Linked DNA regions of Homo sapiens: region 1 is linked to region 2. Evidence: read pairs that join two places in POLR2A ChIA-PET (ENCODE). Cell type or tissue: A673. All regions are shown on one strand. Links, peaks and the distances in the headings refer to the core of each region. The heading gives the core; the rest is flanking DNA. Region 1 overlaps MED23 (mediator complex subunit 23). Region 2 overlaps AKAP7 (A-kinase anchoring protein 7).

The links. Peaks named below come from ENCODE experiments on the same cell type or tissue, not always from the same donor. Only the 100,000 strongest peaks of a DNase experiment are listed, where the experiment ranks them.
Region 1: POLR2A ChIA-PET joins it to region 2 with 6 read pairs; 2 of 35 experiments call an interaction of 5 or more read pairs at or near these places.

What each region holds. Positions count from the first base shown.
Region 1 is chr6:131,593,114-131,603,521 of GRCh38, forward strand. MED23 (mediator complex subunit 23) reads right to left here. Exons shown (of 29, transcript NM_004830.4): 16 at 9,917-10,091; 17 at 9,105-9,268; 18 at 6,925-7,049; 19 at 5,443-5,648; 20 at 5,174-5,354; 21 at 3,405-3,575; 22 at 2,834-3,050; 23 at 986-1,222; 24 at 1-58. Among named protein-coding and RNA genes, the nearest start is that of ARG1, 25 kb to the left of the region's middle. In A673, for the core only: a CTCF peak has its summit at 4,531 (motif pointing left); a DNase peak (open chromatin) is centred at 4,518; H3K27ac peaks cover 706 bases.
Region 2 is chr6:131,171,830-131,182,237 of GRCh38, forward strand. All of the region lies in intron 5 of AKAP7 (A-kinase anchoring protein 7), which reads left to right. Among named protein-coding and RNA genes, the nearest start is that of AKAP7, 42 kb to the left of the region's middle. In A673, for the core only: no CTCF peak of the experiment used is centred there; a DNase peak (open chromatin) is centred at 1,872; H3K27ac peaks cover 1,102 bases.

The DNA of each region.
Region 1 (10,408 bases), core at 620-8,619, 420 kb after region 2:
AACTCATTGAATCTCCAGTCACAGTTTGGAAAGGGACCAGGAGATTTGCCAGCCATCGGTGCACACAGTTAAAGCAATAACAATTGGACTATCTCATCTGATTGTCAATTTATCTGATTATGAGCTGCCAAGAAGTGATTTGTCTACGCTTAGAGAGATTAAGAGGCAAATGCAAACCAAATACAAATGAGTTTGACATGATTGAAATGTATTAAAAGCAACCATTTGATTAACCACAGGTATAAATGGTTGGTCTTTCAGGTGGGTTCTTATAAATATGACATATAATAGCCACAGATGCAACCAAGGTTTACCTAGGTTTCATGAGCCTATTTCTTTTAATAGTTATAAGACATTAATATGAAAATTATTTTCTAATGAGTCATTCTTTTGCTTCAGAAAATAAATTCCTTTGTGTAGGAAAATAAGTCATGCTCATTTATGTAGAATTTCTTACCTAGTAAAATAGTGGTATGGTTATAGACATTAAGTATAGAGTGCTAATAACTGAAAATATAAAATCAAAATGAAGAAATAAACATCCAAGTATATTTTCACTAAAATATACCTTTTCAATAAAGAAAAATATATTTTATCATTTATTATTTACTACAAACATTAATTTTTTTAAAGTAACAAGATCCTACGTTCTCCAGTAGCACACAGATGCATGTGCTACAAAATATAGTATGTAAGAATAAGATTTTTTCTTTGAAACAAATCTCCATAAAGTCTATTTTTAAATATAATTTTTTTACCGCTTATCCTCAAGTTCTAAAATAAAAATTTTAACAGAATTTCAGCCTAATTGGCATGATGCTGTTAATTTAAGATTTCAAATCTTTACAGAGATGAAAATGGAAGTGATCTTAAAAAAAATTAAAACCTTGAAATACATAAAAAATTACTTTAAAAGAAAAAATATATTCTCATAAATCAAAATACTGTTATTTCTGGGAGTCTAAAATCACAATAAAAAGGATATTATCGACTAGTCTGCCAATCAATCTGCAATAGTAGGTGTCATCTGGAACCCAAGGATTTTCCTCTCGTGCATTCATAGCGCATTTCAGGTAAGTGTCACTTAGACACCAGCCCTGCGGTCGATTATCCTTCAGAGAGCCAATGATCGCATGGACGAGTTTTCGTTTGAGAAATGCGCGGTCTCTCAGGTGCATTTCATAATAGTGCAGAGTGTTATACAGATAAGTCACTGGACGATCTGCCAAGAAAAAAACATACCACCACAATGTTTAACTGGTTACTAATAACTGTGAAAAACTGATCAACTGCTTTCCAGATAACTGAAAAACAGCTCAGAAGATTTATGAAACAACTTCACATGCTGGGCAATTGTATACTATGAATATTTTAATCTGAGGAGAGGCAGAAGGCTCAGAATGTTTCTAGTAATATACAGTTTGTATTTATATTTGTTTTTATTTAAGTGGAAGCAATTCCATTTCTGAAAATTTATCCTGCATAAATTTTAATCCCTTGACATACAACAAGGGATGTCATTGCAGCCCTGTTTATACTAGCGAAAGATGAAAAACAGCCTAAAAGGTCAAAAACAGGGGACTGATAAAGTAAATCTGGCATGTATGAGGCAGCTCTTTACGTACTAATACAAATGACCAACCCTAATACATGATAAAGTTGAAACAAACAGGGTACAGAACACTTGTGTTAAAACAAACAAACAAACAAACAAACAAACAAACAAAACCAGCCAGGATATCTAAGAGGGGATGGCAAGAGACTGGTAACACTGGCTGCCTACGAAAGAAACTGGGTAGCTGGAGGCCAGGATGGGACTAATTACCTTTCACTGTATACTCCACCCCATCAAGTATGTATATTACCTAATCCAAAAGAAAAATGTTTTTAAAAGAACGCTCACTTGAACTTTATGCCTATTCTACCATGTTAACACACAATTCATACTTCTGCTCTGAGGGAAGGTATCTTAAAGATGAAGCAGGACTGCCTGCCAGACAAACACTTTGTTCCCAGAGTGGCTGCTCCAGGACCTTCACATTTCTGTCACTGACCCTGCCACTCTCCAGTAACTATGCTTAAAATTTTAGTTGTCTTTTTCTTTCAATATTCTCCTTATAACCAGCCAATCAAGTCCTGTTCCTTCTTTTGTGACCATTTGTCCCTTTTCTCTCATTTTCAATGCAACCACTGTTGCTTAGATACTAATCACACAACTGAGCTTTTTGACATGTCCTTGTAATGGCTTCATCCTAAGACTGCTGCCAACTATAACTGGATGTATCTTTCTGAAATAATGTTTCCTATGCCATGATCATACTCAATAACTTCCAGTTGATTATTATCTGCAATTACAAAATCAGCCTAGCATTCAAGGTGATCTACAGTTAGGTACAATCTGTCTTTCCAATCTTATTTCTAGAACTCTCTGGTAAGAATTTTCAATTCAACCCAATGTAGCAATTTTTCTTCAAATATACTTTATCTCCTCCATGATTTCCCCCAAATGATCCCTTCTGCCTCGTGTGCTATATTTTCCCTGCTGCTGCTATAAATTGGATGCATCAAGTCCAAATCCTACCCATCCAAGAAGGCCGCCAAGATCTGTTTAGTTTACAGTAACATCACCCTGTTCTGAACTCATACTTTTGTTTATATTTTTATGTTGTATATTTTATACTTCATGGCACCATCCATAGTACTTATCCTCAAAACACTTCATTTTTAAAATATTTAAAATAAAACCTTTAGAGCCACTATTACCATGTGGTCCTGCCCATCCTACTTTTGATAATGGAGGTATTAGACGAAATTAAAATTGGAAAAAGCTCACCATGAAATTTATATAAGCCTCCTAGATGATCCAGTAGAGTCTCCAGTGATTTGGATACCGGAAGCAACTCTAAAAATCTGTGGATTACTATATCAAATACTGGAAGGAATCGAAGACACACATTCCCAAAATAGATGGGCAGATAGGGAGACTGGATCTGTACAGGAGGATCCACCTGTTCCGCGAGGCCCTCAAAATACAACTTCTCTGGATATTTCTGTGGAATTGAGAAGATGATAAATGGTTAGAGCATTTTTTAAAAAATTCTCTTAAAAGAGCTAAATGTGAAAACATTGTTTAGATTTTTTTTTGCAAGGAAACATTTAAAATTATACTTGATTATACTTTACTTCTTTTTATAGAAGTCCTTATGTCCACTAAAACTGCAGTTTCAATTTATTCTCAACATTATAGAAACTCTCAAACCTTGAAGAAGTTCAGAGAGCTAACTTACTTCTATATAGACAAGAGAAAAAACATTAGAACCAGAGAGAAAACGGCCAAATCACTTCATCAAATACTCAAGTATGGCTTTAAAAGGACTATTTGAAATACCAATTAGGACTAGTACCTTGTGATAATTCATGTGCTTGGTGTGCCAGTCATTCTGTAACCAGTGCTCTGGGGAATTTTCCTTCACAAAGTCACTTACTCGATTTCTAAAATCGTTTGGTTTGAGTAACAGCAACTGAATTATGAAATAACAAACCTGGGCTTCATTTCCTTCGTGACTACGCATGGCCTTTGAAAAACAACAGAAAAATTATATGAAAATGTTCAACCTGTGTAAAATCATGAGGGCCATCTGAAAGCCTAGATTTTAACAAAGTAAAATCTCACTATTATAATTTCCTTAGACGTCTAGTCTATCCCAAACCAACTGTTCAGTATTCCCCAAACATATATGACCTTTCTTGCCTATTTCTGGCTTACCATTCCTTCTGCCTGGGATGTCCATCTTTACTTTTAAAAATTTAATCTATCTTTCACAGCTATCACCTAAGCAGATAAGATTTCTCACTGTTTCCTAGAAATATTTTTTCTACACCTCCATCTTATCCTGACATCTTATTGATTTATAGACTTACATTATTCCCCCTAAAATATAATAACTACTTTTATATCTATGCTCCACAGCTAAGGGGTTAACGTTAAACTATGCCACTCCAAATGTCACCGCCATAGAATTTTTTTCAATGTAGCATTTTCCAGCCTACTTCAATATCTTTTTAAAGAAATCTACCCGAAGGCCAGGCGCGGTGGCTCACACTTGTAATCCCAGAACTTTCGGAGGCCGAGGCGGGCAGAACACGAGGTCAGGAGATTGAGCCCATCCTGGCTAACACGGTGAAACCCCATCTCTACTAAAAATACAAAAAATTAGCCGGGTGTGGTGGTGGGCACCTGTAGTCCCAGCTACTTGGGAGGCTGAGGCAGGATAATGGCGTGAACCCGGAAGGCAGAGCTTGCAGTGAGCCAACATCACGCCACTGCACTCCAGCCTGGGCGACAGAGAAAGACTCCATATCAAAAAAAAAAAAAAAAAAAAAAGAAAAAAAAAATTCTGCTGGAAATAGACATCAAAGTCAGGAGAAGAAAAAAACATTTGGGGAATGTTTGTTACCAAAGTGTACAGAAATGGTTATATTCGCACTCTGTAAAGAAACACAGTGACTTACTGCTACTTCCTCCCTCTAGTGGGAGTTTTGGAGAATCAACTCAGGGTCTAATTGCTCATATTTTCAAAGTATCACAAGGCTAGGACCACATCTATTTTATTTACTTCTGTACCTTCTATACATAGAACACAGTTGATATTCAATATGTACTTATTAAATGAATGAATAAGGAAATTGGGGCTGGAAGCAGTAGCTCACGCCTGTAATCCCAGCACTTTGGGAAGCTGAAGAGGGAGGATTGCTTCAGCCCAGGAGTTCGAGACCAGCCTGGGCAACATGGAGAAACCCCATCTCTATAAAAAAGTTAAAAAGAAAAAAAACTAGCTGGGTATGGTAGCATATGCCTGTACTCCCAGCTACTCAGGAGGCTGAGGCAGGAGGAGATTGCTTGAGACCAGGAGGTTGAGGCTGCAGTGAGCCATGATCACGCCACTGCACTGGGCGACAGAGCGAGACCCTGTCTCAAAAAACAAACAAAAAAACAAAAACAAACAAAAACAGAAATTGGAAAATTTCCGGCTCTTTAGGGAAGTGACAGCAATGCTTGATATAGTATAAATTCATTAAATCCTTCAAAGCAATATAGAGCAGATTGGCATAACATATATTAGTCATACATCTTGATCTAAGAGAATAAGCTTAGAAATGTATTTATTCTTACCAGGCAGAGAATTAATCTGTCCAGTGTAACAATGTTATACTTCCATACCATGTCATTAAGAATTTCAATGCATTTATTGAGTTGCTGACCCCCTGCTGATGTAGAAAACTCATATACCAGGAAATCTGCAAATGTCCTCACATGGGCTACCAAGGCCCTGGCTCCAATTCTCTCTAATACTCTGGAAGGCAGAGAGTAAAACATAAACTCCATTGTTGTATGGATACAACAATTTGCCAAATGGAATGCAAATTAGGTTTTTGACTTACCTATAGCCAATCTGATTAATATGATCTGTTTCCAAGAGCATTTTCCAGAGAAGACAAAGAAAGAGAGGAGGGGAGCCCTGCATAGAGAAGTGGGTAATAATGTCGTTTTCGTTGCTCATTGACTTCCACTTCCTATACTCCTCCTCCACATTTTTTTTCAGATTAAAACGGCTTTCCTGAGGCACATTATTTTGTTTGAAGAATGCCTAAAAAGAGGATTAGAAGTTTATTTCATTGGTTATAGTAGAAAGAGCACTGGATATGGAGTTAATAAACCAGTTCTAGACTTGATTCTGACACTAATAAACTCTAGGTCACCTTGAGCAACTCAGCAATTAAGGCCTGAATTTCTGTGTCTGGAAAATACATAAGCTTGACTAGATTATCTCCAAGATTCCTTTTCCTAGATTTCCTAAATGGAAATTCTAAGTAAGCCTGAATTCAAAGCTTCTTCAATCATCTGTTGATACTTCCGCCAATCTTAAAAAGAAAAAAAAGAATGAAGTGTCTCTACCCTTTGGCTACATATGTTAGTGTCTTTGAGGAAAATCCATTGCACTAGCCCAGTGATTCTCAGAGTGTGGTCCCAACACCAGCGGTATCAGCATCATCTGGGTCTTACAAGAAATGCAAAATTCTCAGACCTTATCCCAGATTTACTGAATCAGAAGCTCTGTGGCTGGGGGCCCAGCCAACTGCAGCTTAGCAAGCCCTCCAGGTGATTTGGTAAGTTTAAAAACCAAATGCTCTAGCCCTACCAGGAGTTATGAAAAATGGATGTTCATCATGCCTAACATTTTTTCTGAAAAGGAGAAGACAGATGAGGTTTGCCTTTCTCCTTATTAGAAAAGCCAGGTTTACAGTTTTTCTGTGATTAAGAAAAAAATTCAGTGAAGTGTCATATTACGCACACTCTGTGAAGCTCCATTACGTTATACTTCTCCCCATTTCAGTTCTATGAGAGAGAAAAAAGTTTTCAGGTACTATGTTAATTTTCATGAGATTCTAAAACCATTAACTATTTTTTTCTCTTTTTCAATTTTTTTCACTTTTATTTTTTTCCTCTTTCTACTCTTCCTCCCCTTAAAACTGTTAACTAAGATGAAACCATAATAATTAAATTTTTAGAAACATGTCCAGTACCAGAGTAGGACACAGAACAACTTGAGAGATTTTGTAAGTAATGACTTTTTTTTTTTTTTCTACAGACAGGGTCTGGCTCTGTCACCCAGGCTGTGGTACAGTGGTGTGACCATAGTTCCTTGTGAACCTGAATTCCTGGGCTCAAGCCATCCCCCTTGCCTCAGCCTCTCAAGCAGTTAAGACTAGAGGCTTGTGCCACCATGCCCAGCCCCTAAATATTTTTTAAAATAAATAAAAGCTAATTTTATTCAGAAGTCACCAAGACTCACTCTAGAACACCATTGTGAATGGGAAGAAGGATTTCATGTGCATTCAATAAGTAATTCAAGACCAAATTACCTGTAGTGGGCCTGGAAAACAGCTCAGGGTGTGTGAAGCCCAATTATGAGGAGTGAAACTCATGATGGTCTGAAGTATGTCTTTACACCAAGTTCCCTGAATTGAATCAGAGCCTGTAAAAAAATCTAAACATAAACAAATAGATGTAATCCAGATATAAATGATTATATCCACAATTCATAAAAGATTATAGCGAAAATAATAATTATGTACACTGAGAATTTCACTGCAGTGCATTCACTGCTTAACTAGTTATATTCAGCTTAGAACCTAAATTTGCTTAGTTTATGAATGATCTGGATGATCACATTAGAAAATATGAGAACAGTTTATGAAAAGATGACAAAAGACATTTGAAATCTCTTTTTTTGAGGTTACAGAGTACCAGCGATAACAGTAATACAAGCCCATCACTACTGTTCATTTACTTTGACACTGATTTAGTAGTACTTTATTCGGCCAAGGGAACAGAATAAAGAAAGATATCTTTTTTGGTGAGTGAAATAATTACATAATGCATGTATAAATCTCAGAATTGAAGAGGGTTCTTTATGTAAAACAAAATAATTTACATAAACGTATTTGAGGTTGCTAAAACCAATAACTATCTCTTTAAAACATCAGTTCTCAAGTGTGGTCTGTAGACCTCTTGGGGATTCCCCAATAGCCCTTCAAAGATTCAATGAGGTCAAATAATAATAAAAAGATATCAGGCTTTTTCACTTGGTATGAGCACTGACGGTACAAAAGCAATGGTGGTAAAACTGCTGGTCCTAAGCACAAATCAAACAGTGGTGCCAGACTAGATGAAAAGGCTTTGTATTCTCCAGCACATGCACTCAGTGAAAGAAAAGTGCCAGTGTCAATCTCGACACCTATTTTTAACATCATATGTAACAAAAGGGGAAGCATATGCCTAGTGTTCCAAGTTTGATGGGTGTCTTGAGGAAAAACACTTGTGCACTTGTGTGACTGACTGAGCACTGAGTTAAATCAGCTGCTTTTTTTTTTTTGAATTCCAATTTTACTTGAAAGAACGTCTGACAGAAAACTATAGCTAGCTAGACTTACGTATTTAGCAGACATTTTCTTGAAAATTAACAAAATGAGCTTGTCACTTTAAGGAAAACAAATGATAGTAACTTTTTCCAATGATAAAATTTGACCTTTCAAGTAAAAATTGAAATTTTGGAAAACCTGTATCTACCACGACATGATAGCATTCCAAAACTTAGATTTTTCTAATAAACTTTGCAGTGATATTAACAAATGTAATTTTCTGATACTGTATAAACAAAATGTCAACGTTTGCTAGATCTACGTAACTCAGTGAACCAGTATTTTCAAAATGAATAATTCATGAAGTTACAAAACATGCATGGATTTAAAAATCCACTAAATGTATAAAACAGATGTACAGATTATAATGTAACAAAGTACATGAAGTTTACTGGGGGTTTTGGATTCCATATTGCAGCTAACCTTTAAGCAACTATCATTTTTCCATGTGATGTCAAAGAACATTCCCAATTATCTGAAAAAGCTATTAAAATACTCCTCTCTTTCCAACCTCATCTGTGTGAGGCCACATTTTTCACTTACTTCAACTAAAACTTCAATGGATTAAATGTCTAAGCAGATGAGAATCCAAACTATGTCTTCCTTTACACCAGATATTAGAGAAGCAAAAATGTCAAACAATGGCACCTCTTCTCACTAAAGTTTTGCTTTAGAAAATATACTTTTTTTATAACATCATATATTAACATGTAATGTTTATTATTGCTATTTAAAAACAAATTAATAAATATTTTTAAACTTCTTAATTTTAATATCTAATATAATAAATATCCATAGATATAATCCATATAAACAGAAACTCTTTGGGAATTTCAATTTTGTTTTTAAGAGTGTAAAGCAGTCCTGAGACCAAAAAGCTTAAAGTATTACTACTTTAAAATTATGGATAGCTGAAAACGATGCTCAACGCAGTTATTAATAGAATGATGGTACACAAAAGAGCTTCCATAAATGAGTGAAATAGTGAAGATATCAAAACAACAGGCTTTTTTCAAACAAATGAAAAGTATCTTTTTAGTATGTTACAACTATAGTAATTAGTAGAATCATGGCACACTTTAATTCATCTGTTGTTGTTTGTAGTCACATATTCACCGTACCTGTTACATGAGTTGCTCTAGCCAAGGTCAATATCAAGGCTCGGTTCAGTTCTTCAGATTCTGCTGAGAGCACTGTTTTGGGATCACTAAGGAAGCGTGTAAACTGCGGTTGTACCTCTGAGCTACCTAATGCTGTTATAAGCCTGAGAGCAGTGCTCTCGACACTGAAAATTGGGAGAATAAAAAGAAATGTAAAAAAATTTCAGAATTATGGAATTAAATCTAAGGTTAATTACAATGGAAAAACATGCAATCTATGACTATCCCTTCTTTAAAAAAACACTTTTGTGTGAGAATAAATGTTGCTTAATTTGTTTAAAAAACCTAATGTGTCCAATTTTATAGTGAAAATCGTGACTTTTTACACATTTGAAAAAGATGGCTTGTCGCCTATAGGACTAAAAAATTTCACCTGGAGATACTGCATTTCAAAAATTATATTTTTCTATCTAAAATATATTTTAATGTAAAGCAAAATCAATGTGACATGATACTTTAACCATAATCTGAAGTATACTTAAAACCAGCATTCTAAAGGGCTAAGTTACAACATAATAATAAATACCCTGGAAGTACTAATTCTCAGTCCAAAGATCCTGAAGGAAGGACTCAACTATCTTAATCAGTTTCTATTTAAAAAGCTGGACTCTGCTCCTATACTGGAAACAAAATACTTTAGAAGCAGAGAAGTTTTATGACAGATGAATAATAATAAAAAAAAAAACTATAAGGTAAAGGTAAAGGATTAAGAACCTCATCTCCAAGAAAGTTTCTAATAAATCTTAAGGAAAGATGGTCTTCAATGAGCTCACCAAAGATGGAGCTGGTTCTGGTTTGTTTGTGCAACTGCAGCCAAAGTATGAAGATGACTCAGGAGCTGAACTCTGTAATGAGGCTGAATATGATGCATCCGGTAGCTAAACATCTCAAGGAGTGTGTGTAAGATCCCCCATGCATGTGATTTGAAAACAGTTGGCAAAAGCTGACCTGGAGGAAAAAGACAATTTAAGGTACCAATTATTAAAGGCTATGCATGAAAAGATATTTGAAGAAAGTCACATTGAGTAAAATATAAAGATTTGATTGTGAAAATACACACGCCCACACACATATATATTCTCCATATTTTCTTATTTTCTACTTTAACAGTAAGGAAAAATTCAGATCCTAACTATAATATCAAGTTTGCTTTTTTCCTGGGATTTGGCAATTGATAATCATGTTTATCTGGAAAAATAAAATGAGACAAGATATGAAAAAACATTAATCTTCTCAATTCTGATATCTTTTATTTTTAGACAATT
Region 2 (10,408 bases), core at 1,562-9,561:
AGAGTGGTAGAATGTTTGATGTGATCATTATTGGACGTACATTAGAAAAGGCAGTGAAGTCTGGATGGGACTAATATTTGGAAGGAGAATAGAGTAATAGGGCTGAAGATTAGAGTTAGTAGAAGTTCAAGAGTGAGACAGGAAAATTAGGAGGTGTGATCAGAGAGCAGTATATTGGATTTTATGAATTGAGGAGATTTCTGGTTCATAGAGAGTATGAAGAAACTTTGTTCGTTGACGTCACAAAGAAAAACAAATGATAGCTAGAAGTTTTAAAATCGAGAGAAAGACAAATTATTAGGTTGCATAGGAGAAACTTATAGCTTCAGTGAAGTCCCTAGGTACATGATCAGTATACAAAAACCTATAAATAATTAAAGTATTTTTTAAGAGGCACAATTTTTAATAACAAGAACAGTAGAGACATGTAGGAATAAATCAACTAAAGGATATGCAAGACTTCTATGGAGGAAATATTTTGGCTATTACATCTTTACTAGGTATGTTTATCATAACATTTTTCCCCTTTCCTTTTTTAAAGACAGAGTCTTGCTCTGTCACCCAGGCTGGAGTGCAGTGGTGCAATCATGACTCACTGCAGCCTTGAGCCTCCTAGGCTCAAGCGATCCTCCTGCCTCAGCTACAGGTGTGTGCCACCATGGCCAGCTAATTTTTTTTTTAAGAGTTGGAGTCTCACTATGTTGCCCAGACTGGTCTTGAACTCTTGGCCTCAAGCAGTTGTCCCACCTTAGCCTCATAAAGTGTTGGGATTACAGGCATGAGCCACTGTGCCCAGCCCCTCCTTTCTTTTTCTATTTGTTGCAAGAGCGTCTATTCCTCTCACTGAGAAATACATTTCTAGACTAAGCCAGACCATCAAAAAAATTGTATAGGTACTTAGACAAAATCATGTAAAACTTTGTAGAATTGATATTACAGAATTGCTTTTACTATAATTCTTTTGGCATTATTTGATGATTTTCTAAGAAACAGGTTTATGGAAATTCTCTGTGTTTATTTTAAGTATTACAAATGTTGATTATATCTTGTTAAATAACATGAGTTGATTAGAAAAAATTCTTTTTGGCTGGGTGCGGCGGCTCATGCCAGTAATCCCAGCACTTTGGGAGGCCGAGGTGGGCAGATCGTGAGGTCAGGAGTGGCCAGTACTGGAGACCAGCCTGGCCAATATGGTGAAACCCCGTCTCTATTAAAAATACAAAAAATTAGCAGGGTGTGATGGGACCTGTAGTCCCAGCTACTCAAGAGGCCGAGGCAGGAGAATCACTTGAACCCGGGAGGCGGAGGTTGCAGTGAGCCGAGATCGTGCCACTGCACTCCAGCCTAGGTGACAGAGCGAGACTCCATCTCAAAAAAAAAAAAAAAAGAAAAAAGAAAAAATTCTTTTTAATTTTAATATCAGGACTATTTCTCTTGAACATGTTGTTTTTTACCTAATGAATGTTGAACATTTAACTTGTGTCTTTGGGTTAGAATTGGTTACTTGAACACTTAGAATCCAGTTTATTGCATACTTCAATTTAGAATATAGGACATAATGCTATTCTTTTTGTGCACTTACCTCATACCTGGCTTCATGTTATCTTTCCAGTTTTAGTTTCTGTTTGTCTCATTTTCTTTATTTTAAATTTACTTATTATAGTGTATACTTCTTTGGAGTTATCTTAAATCCTATTTTTAGGGATAGGGTGAAGCAAAACATGTAAGCAAGCATGCAAACAAATAAGCAATATTTACAAGTCAAGGAGTACTTAAAATCATTAGTAGGCCAATGAGAAGGCAACTCTAATTGTTCTGAGGGCAAATCATCTGGGACCAATGCCCACAGTTAATCTTTTCTTCCTGGGCAAATCATTTGGGACTGATAGTCCACAGTTAAACTTAATCTTTTCTTCTTGGCTGCTCTGGAAAAAATGCTAGACTTAGAGCTTTTCTTTGGTAATATAAATATCTCTGCACTCAAGAAACATTTCTAATTACTCATTCATTCATTGTTCTTTTAAATAATTCACTGGGTGCTTGCAACATTGAGAATTCCATCCATTCTTTGCAAATATTCTCACAAAGGCATTTTCCAATATTGATGAAAGATCCATTGTGTGCTGAGGAATGTGAAGTATCACCAGCTTTAATATGAATATAAGCCCGAAGATGTTGGTTTGTTGTTACTGCTCCTGTAATTCCTTTCTTGATTCCAGAGGTATTAGGTACTGTTGATTAAAAATACTTATGTTTTTCAAAAGTTTCAACAAAACATTATAAAAAATAGAAGCTGGAGGGAGAACAACATTCTTTTCCCCTCATACAATCACTGTTATACTTGCTTTTAATCTTTTATGTGTGTATTGTACTATTGTTTTTATTATAATTTTTATGCACTTTTATAAGGAACCTAAATATTTGAATATACATGGAAAACTTTATTCACTTACTGAAGCAACATGTATTTATTAATTATTGGGGACTTACTGTGTCAGGCATTGAAGTTTAGATATAGCCTCTATTTACATAGTGTTCAGATATTCAGAATGTTCAGCACATGGGATTTTTGTCAATATTTTACTTCTTTAGATATATTTTTAAAAGAATGCCTCAGGCTGGGCACACTGGCTTGCGCCGATAATCCCAGCCACTCAGCAGACTGAGGTAGGAGGATCACTTGAGCTCAGGGCCTGGAGGTTACAGTGAGCCATGATTGTGCCACTACACTCTAGCCTGGGCAATGGAGTGAGACCCCATCTCAAAAAAAGAATGCCTTAGGATTAGTGCCACTTTAACCCAACAGTATCAGTAAAATGATTTAATATTTGTTTTTGTACCATATTTTATAAGCTGTTTGTTCAAATGATATATTCTAACTCTCAGAAGAATATATTCCATTGACCAAAGTTTCTTAAAACTTTGTAATAAATTGTATGTATATGCCTACACAGGAATATTAAAATTTTGTTCATTCAAAATAATGGAGACAGAGCTAGACTGACTTACTGTAAAGCAGGATAATTTGTAAAGAAAGTAATTCTAGTTGACCTTTGAACAATGTGGGGATTGGTGCCCAGAACCCTGCGTAGTCAGAATTCCCCATGTAACTTTCGACTCCTCCAGAAGTTTACTACTAATAGTCTACTATTGACTGAAAGCCTTATTGATAACATAAACAATTGATTAACACATATTGTATATGTTACATGTATTATTAATATATACTATATTCTTACGATAAATAATTTAGAGAAAAGAAGATGCTATTAAGAGAATCCTAAGAAAGAGAATACATGTTTGCTGTTGATTAAGTGGAAGTGGATGATCATAAAGGTTTTCAACCTCATCATTTTCACATTGAGTGGACTGAGGAAGAGGAGGAGTGAGTCTTGCTGTCTTAGGGGTGGCAGAGGCACAAGAGGTGGAGGTGGAAGTGGGGAGGCAGGAGGGGCAGGCACACGTGTGTAACTTCTGTTGAAAAATATCCATATATAAGTGGACCTGCTTAGTTCAAACCTGTGTTGTTCAAAGTTTGAGTCTGATTTACCTAATTTTCATGGAGAGAGTTTTTAGATTTACAAGTTAAAAAAATAAATTCTTAAAGTGTTACATAGTTCTTAGGAAAAAAGGAACCAATTTCAGACACTACTCTTTGTACTCATTACTAAATATTGGCAGGATAAAGAGTCATTTAGAATTTTTAATGTGTAAAATTGAAGAAAATTATTGGACATTTTGAACTAGTAAAGTCTAAATTGATGAGCTTTTACCATTAATGGGGGTCAGGATATGCTACTCCATAATATTTTAAGCTAAAGGAATTTGAGAAAACAGCAGAAGTAGGAAAGTCACTCTCTGCCCTCCTGCCCTTCCCTGAAGGAGGTCATAAGACCCACATTTGAGATATGCGCTCTCTATGCCTGGAGGAATGGAACATCCTCCTTTCTGAGGACACCGGGTCACAGAGGAGAAGCTGAGTCAGTAGGCCTTGCTAAGTTTCCCCCAGTTTATTGCCATTAGATCATACTTTTTAATTCAATTGTACTTCTCCACAACTATCCACTTCTTCATCAAACATAGCATAAAAATACACAGGTTTACATGTTTATTTGGGTCATTATTTTCTTATAAAAGGTCCCATGTCTCATAAAACTTCTATTAAATAAATTGGTATGCTTGTCTCTTGTTAATCTGTCTTTTTTATGGAGTTGTCTATAACAATGAATATAGGATGGGTGAGAAAAAGATATTTCTTTTTTCCTACACCATTAAAATTATGCTGTTACTAACAGTTATTTTTGGTACCTGCTGGTGGGCTAAAGAGACCAAGCCCTTCTTTGCATCACATGTACATGTGGGCTTATGGTGGTAGCCACTTGAGGGAGCAGGTAAGGTGTATGGCATCAGAGGCTGTGTCTCAGCTTCCTAGCTTGACCTTGAGTGATCCTGTGTGTTTTTTTTTTTTCCAGAATAAAACAGCACCTTCTTTCCTAGAATTACCCAGTAGCTGATAGAATTAAGAAGATATTGAAAATTTTGCATTTATATGGCATGTTCCCACATTTTATAATGAATGATGAAATTGCATTGAAAAGCTTTTTGCATAGAAATGGATATGTGATTTCATTCATTTTTTCAGCCATATATAATTTTAAGCTTGCGAGACTGAGAGATTGCTAAAAATTTAGCCCACTAGAATTATAATAGTTCTTGCAAAACTTTTTTTTTTAAATAGAAAAGTGCCCTTGGTTAGCATGATAAAAGATTCTAAGTACATTTATCTCATACAAGAAAAAATGAAAGGTTTTTAGAATGTTCATTTGAACATTATGCTTTCTTTCATTTTGACTGTCATTTCCCCCAAAAGATGGAGAGACTACATTCCGTGTTTTCTGCTCCTTGTGAAGAATCTGTTCAGTTTCTGGTATCTTTAGGCCCTTCTAGGGTGCTCTATTACTACATGAAGTCTTGGATTTCTGACCACCACAGGCTGGTGGGTGTCCCAGCAGCCTGCTAACCGTTCCCCTAATGGCTTGGGCTACGCTTTCTTCAGAAACGTAAAAATAACTTAGCCACACTTCACTTAGAAGACCAGCTTGTCTTCTTAACTAGGATGGCTGCATTCACAGACCTGCACCATTGAGGCCATTAGAGCCTTAGTTTTATACCCTGCCTCTGTTTGCATATGCCTCCAAGCACACTTCATCCTTCCTCTCCTTTCTCATCTCTCTCTTAATCCTTTTTATTCTCACCTCTTTTATTTACTTGATTTTCAATCAAACACTTTCTAAATGGACTGACTTTGTACCAGGCATTATTCTAATTATCTTATTAAATATCAATTTCATCCTGACAAACCTATGAGGTATGGGCTGTCTTCGTTCATTTTGTGTTGCTATAACAGAATACTTGAGGCTGGGTAATTTATGAAGGAAAGACGTTTATTGAGCTCACAATTTTGCAGGCTGGGAAGTTCAAGAGCATAGCACTGCACTGGCTGGCTCCCGGTGAGAACCACATGCTGGGTCAAAACATGGCAGAGAAGTGGAAAAGTGAGTGGGTGCATGCAAAGAGATCACTTGCCGATAGAGGAAGCAAGTGAGAATCTAGGAAGCCTAATTCACTTTTATGAGAGCGTACTCTTTAGTAACTAATCCAGTCCCATGAAAGTGAGAACATACTCCTGATGTAAGGCATTCATCTATTTATGAGGGATCCACCCCTGTGACCCAAACACCTCCCACAAGGCTCCATCTCCAGCACAACCATGTTAGGAATCAAATTTCAACATGAGTTTTGGTGGGGAAAAACCACATCCAAACAGTAGGAAGACCATTGTCATCACTCCCATTTGGCAGGGAAACTGAGGCACAAAGAAGTTAAGTAATTTGTTAGTGAGTAGTGGAACCAGGACTCAAATCCAACCAGTCTGATTCCAAATTCTGTGCTCTTAATTACTATGCTATTCTGTTACATTGTAAATTAGCAACCGGACTCCCTAAACATTTTCCAGGAACACCTCTTCTTGCCTTAGCTGAAACTCGGCTCTTACCTGATTGAAATCACAGCTTCCTCTAGGTGAAGGCTGCTCATTTCACCCAATCCCAAATTCCACAGGACCCAGAGGTATCATCCACATTCTCTTAGTTTTCTGTTGCTTTGTCCCTGTTATATCCTCACGCAAAGGTCTTTCCTTATTGGTGGTTCATGTTACCTGGTTTTGTTAACTTCTGCCTCTCTTTTTGCTGTCATCTGAATATTTCCTCTCCTATTTTGAGGATTTTGTTTCATAGCTCACATTGCAATGCTTGCGTCCTTCAGTAGCACGAGCACAATCTGTCCAGCCATCCTGGCACAAAGTGAGCTTTGGAGTCAGTCAGAACCATTTGCATTCCTGTGCAGCCTGTTACCAGCTGAGTGGTTTTAAGCAATTTACTTCACCTCCCAATCCTTCAGTTTCTTTATTTGTGCAATGGGCATAATAGTAACCGTTCTGAAAATAAAGTGAGATAATCTATACGAAGTGCTTAGCACAGTATTGGGCACGCAGACAATGTTAAATAGATGGTAACTATTATTATTAATGATAAATACTCCATTCCCACTACTGCCATCACAGCTGTTGCTTTTCTTAAAATCCCTTGACTTCTTTGACGTTAGCATCCTACACCCATACACCACTCTGCCATTCATAAGCATATTTCTGAGACCTTAAACTTAGTTATAGCTATCACGACAACTTCCCATTCTAGTTGCCATTTACTTCGTTTCCACTACTGCTAATGCTCCGGAACCTCACCCAGGCTTGGCCTCTTTCAAGGCAGCATGGATGTATTCATTCTTAAAGTAGACAAGGCCTCAAGGTATGCCATTCTCTTGGTGGCTCTTTCAGTTGTCCTATCTCCTTCTGTTTGACCTGTCTGGGAAACACCGATGGCAGATCCAATCCAGTCATTTGCTTTTTTGCGCCAACACCTGGGCAAAATAAAATCCACCCTCCTTGCTGTAGCCCACAATATCCTCCATGTTCTGGTCCACTGCCTATATCTCCTGCCTTATCGTGGTCCTCTCTCCCTGCCCACTGTGCCCCACTTGAACTTGCTTCTTACAGGTACTGGACTCAACAGAGTCTTTTCTGCCATAGATCTTCTGAAAATGCCTGAGTGTTCCTTCTGCTTAGACCTTTTCATTCTTAGGATCTCAAATGTCACCACTTCAGAGAGTCCCTGCCCACTGTGAGTAGAGTATTTTTATAAGTAAGCTCTCTATCACTGTACCCAGTGGGATGCCCTCATAGGTCTCATCACAGGTTGTGATTACCTTATTGTCTATTCGGTTTTTTTTTTGTTTGTTTGTTTTGAGATGGAGTCTCGCCCTGTTGCCCAGGCTGGAGTGCAGTTGCACAATCTTGGCTCACCACAACTTCTGCCTCCTGGGTTCAAGTGATTCTCCTGTCTCAGCCTCCCGAGTAGCTGGGATTACAGGTGCCTGCCACCACACCCAGCTAAGTTTTGTGTTTATAGTAGAGACGGAGTTTCTCCATGTTGGCCAGGCTGGTCTCAAACTCCTGACCTCAAGTGATCTGCCTGCCTGGGCCTCCCAAAGTGCTGAGATTACAGGCGTGAGCCACCGTGCCTGGCCCGTTATTGTCTATTTGATTGACTATCTTTGTGGCTAGATTAGGCTCCACGAGGGCCAGGACCATGACTGTTTTGGTCACTAGTGTATACCCAGTACTGTCTATAATGTGTGACACATAAAACGCGTTAAGGCTCACATAATCCCAGCACTCTGGGGGCCTGAGGAGGGAAGATTGCTTGAGCTCAGCGGTTTAAGACCAGCCTAGGCAACATAGTGAGACTTTGTTTCTACAAAAGATAGAAAAAAATTACCTTGGCATGATGGTGCATGCCTTGATTCCAGCTACTTAGATGGCTGAGGTGGAAGGATTGCTTGAGTCTGGGAGGGCGAGGCTGCAGCGAGCTGTGAATATGCCACCATACTCCAGCCTGGGTGACAGAAAAAGACCCTGTCTCAAATAAATAAATAAATAAATAAATAAATAATAAATAAATAAATAAGTTGTTAATAAGTATTCATCAAAAGAATGAGAAAATGAAGAAATCACACAGTCATGTAGGTTGGCTCTCCTGCAAATGTATGTTTTCCACACTCAGAGCCTTGGCTCGGCAGGTCCACTGCTTCTGCTCAGTTTTCCTCATGTCTGCTGTTGCTGCCCCAGCCCCCTGTTTGGAGCAACTATAACCTTCTACCCCTCTCTCAGCAGATGGCACTGAGGCTGGGATCTGCTCACTTCAAGTCCCTGTGCTTGGTGAACCTATCTGCTACTGCATTTGGCTTTTAAATTCTCATACAGTTTTGGGAAAAGAGGTGTCCTTTATCTAGTTAAGACTAACCCCTTCAGCTGTGTTCTTGGTCTGCTGGACTCAACCAGGATCTTGCTGTACCAGTTACTTCTTCCCTCTCTGTGCTTCTGTGTTTTCAACCCTTTGTCTTTATTACCTCCTTTCCCCCAACTTTACTTGCTCAATAACACCTTTCCTATCCCTAAACAAACAAAAAACAAAGTTAAAAAATCCTAAGAATTAGCTACAGAAAAATCTCTTGATCTTGAATCTCCTGCTAGCTTCTTCATTGTACCTTTCCTACTCAGAATCTTTAAAAGAGTTGCCTGTATTCTCTGTACCTTTCCTACCTAGAATCTTTAAAATTTAAAAATCTTCATTGTACCTTTCCTATCCAGAATCTTTAAAAGAGTTGCCTGCATTATCTGTCTTTAGTTCATTACTGTCCTTTTCTCAAACCTCCTGCGGTCAGTAGGCTATGGCCTACTTCACTGCATGCCACATCGTGGGCCCCTGATAGCTTTGTAATTGCTGAATCTAACGAATGCTCTAGATTTATTCATACAACTGAGGACTCCCTTCTTTAAATTCTCCTTTTGGTTTCTGAGACACCACTTTCTTTTTTTGTTTGTTTTGTTTTTTTTTTTTTTAATACTTCTCTCAATGTATCTTCTCAGCTTTCTTCATTAGCTTATCTCTTTTTTCTTTAAGCATTTATATTTTTAGATTTCTGGACCTGACTCTCTGTTTAACTATGTTTCTCTTTTTTTTGAAATGGAGTCTCACTCTGTTGCCTAGGCTGGAGTGCAGTGGCACTGTCTCAGCCTCCTGGGTTCAAGCAATTCTCCTGCCTCAGCCTCCTGAGTAGCTGGGATTACAGGCGCCTGCCACCATGCCTGGCTAATTTTTGTATTTTTAGTAGAGACAGGGTTTCACCATGTTGGCCAGGCTGGTATCAAACTCCTGACCTCAGGTGATCTGCCTGCCTCGGCCTCCCAAAATGCTGGGATTACAGGTGTGAGCCACCGCGCCTGGCCCCATGTTTCACTTTTTGTATTTACCATCATGGTCAATCTCCCTACTCTTCCACCAGGAACATCAAGAAATGTAGGTGTCATCCTAAACCCCAGCATCAGTCATTTTAGATATTCATAGTCATCAAATGCTGTAAATTTTCTGTCTTAAATATCACTCCCATTCGTTCCCTACTTTCTGTTCCTATTGCTGTGCCTCAGTCCAAGCTCTGTTCATCTTTCACCCATTCTACTGCAATAGTCTCCTGGTCTACAGTCTGCCGCTTTGCTTCCAGACTCTTTTTCTAAAGCACAAAACTAAGCATTTTTATGCTCCCTGCTTAAAAGAATTTATTGACTTACTGTTGGATCTAGGATAAAATCTATTCTTCTTGCTGTGTCATTTAAGATTCTCAGCTTCTTGATTCTTGCCTGTGTATTTAGCCTTATTTCTTGTGTTGTCCATGCTGCACCCATTGTTTAAGATATGCTGAACTACTTAGAGGTCCCCTGAGGCACTGGGCCATGTCATGTCTTCATGCCTTAGTTGACGCTGCTGCCATCCCATGGAAACTTTTACATTCTTCACATGATCAGACAACAGCCACTGATCTTTTTTATTTAAAAAAAAAATTAGTTTTGGCTGGACATGCTGTAATCCTAGTACTTTGGAAGGCTGAGGCGGGTAGATCACTTGAGGTTAGGAGTTTGAAACCAGCCTGGCCAACATAGTGAAACTCCATCTCTACTAAAAATACAAAAACATTAGCCAGGCATGGTGGTGGGTACCTGTGATCTCACCTGCTCAGGAGGCTGAGGCAGGGGAATCGCATGAACCCAAGAGGCAGCGGTTGTAGTGAGCTGAGATGGCACCAATGTACTCCAGCCTGGGTGACAGAGCAAGAGTCCGTCTGAAAAAAAAAATAATTTTTAACTATAGTAAAATACATATAATATGAAATTTACCATCTTAACTTTTTTTAAACACATAGTTCAGTAGTGTTAAGTATATTCACATTATTGTGC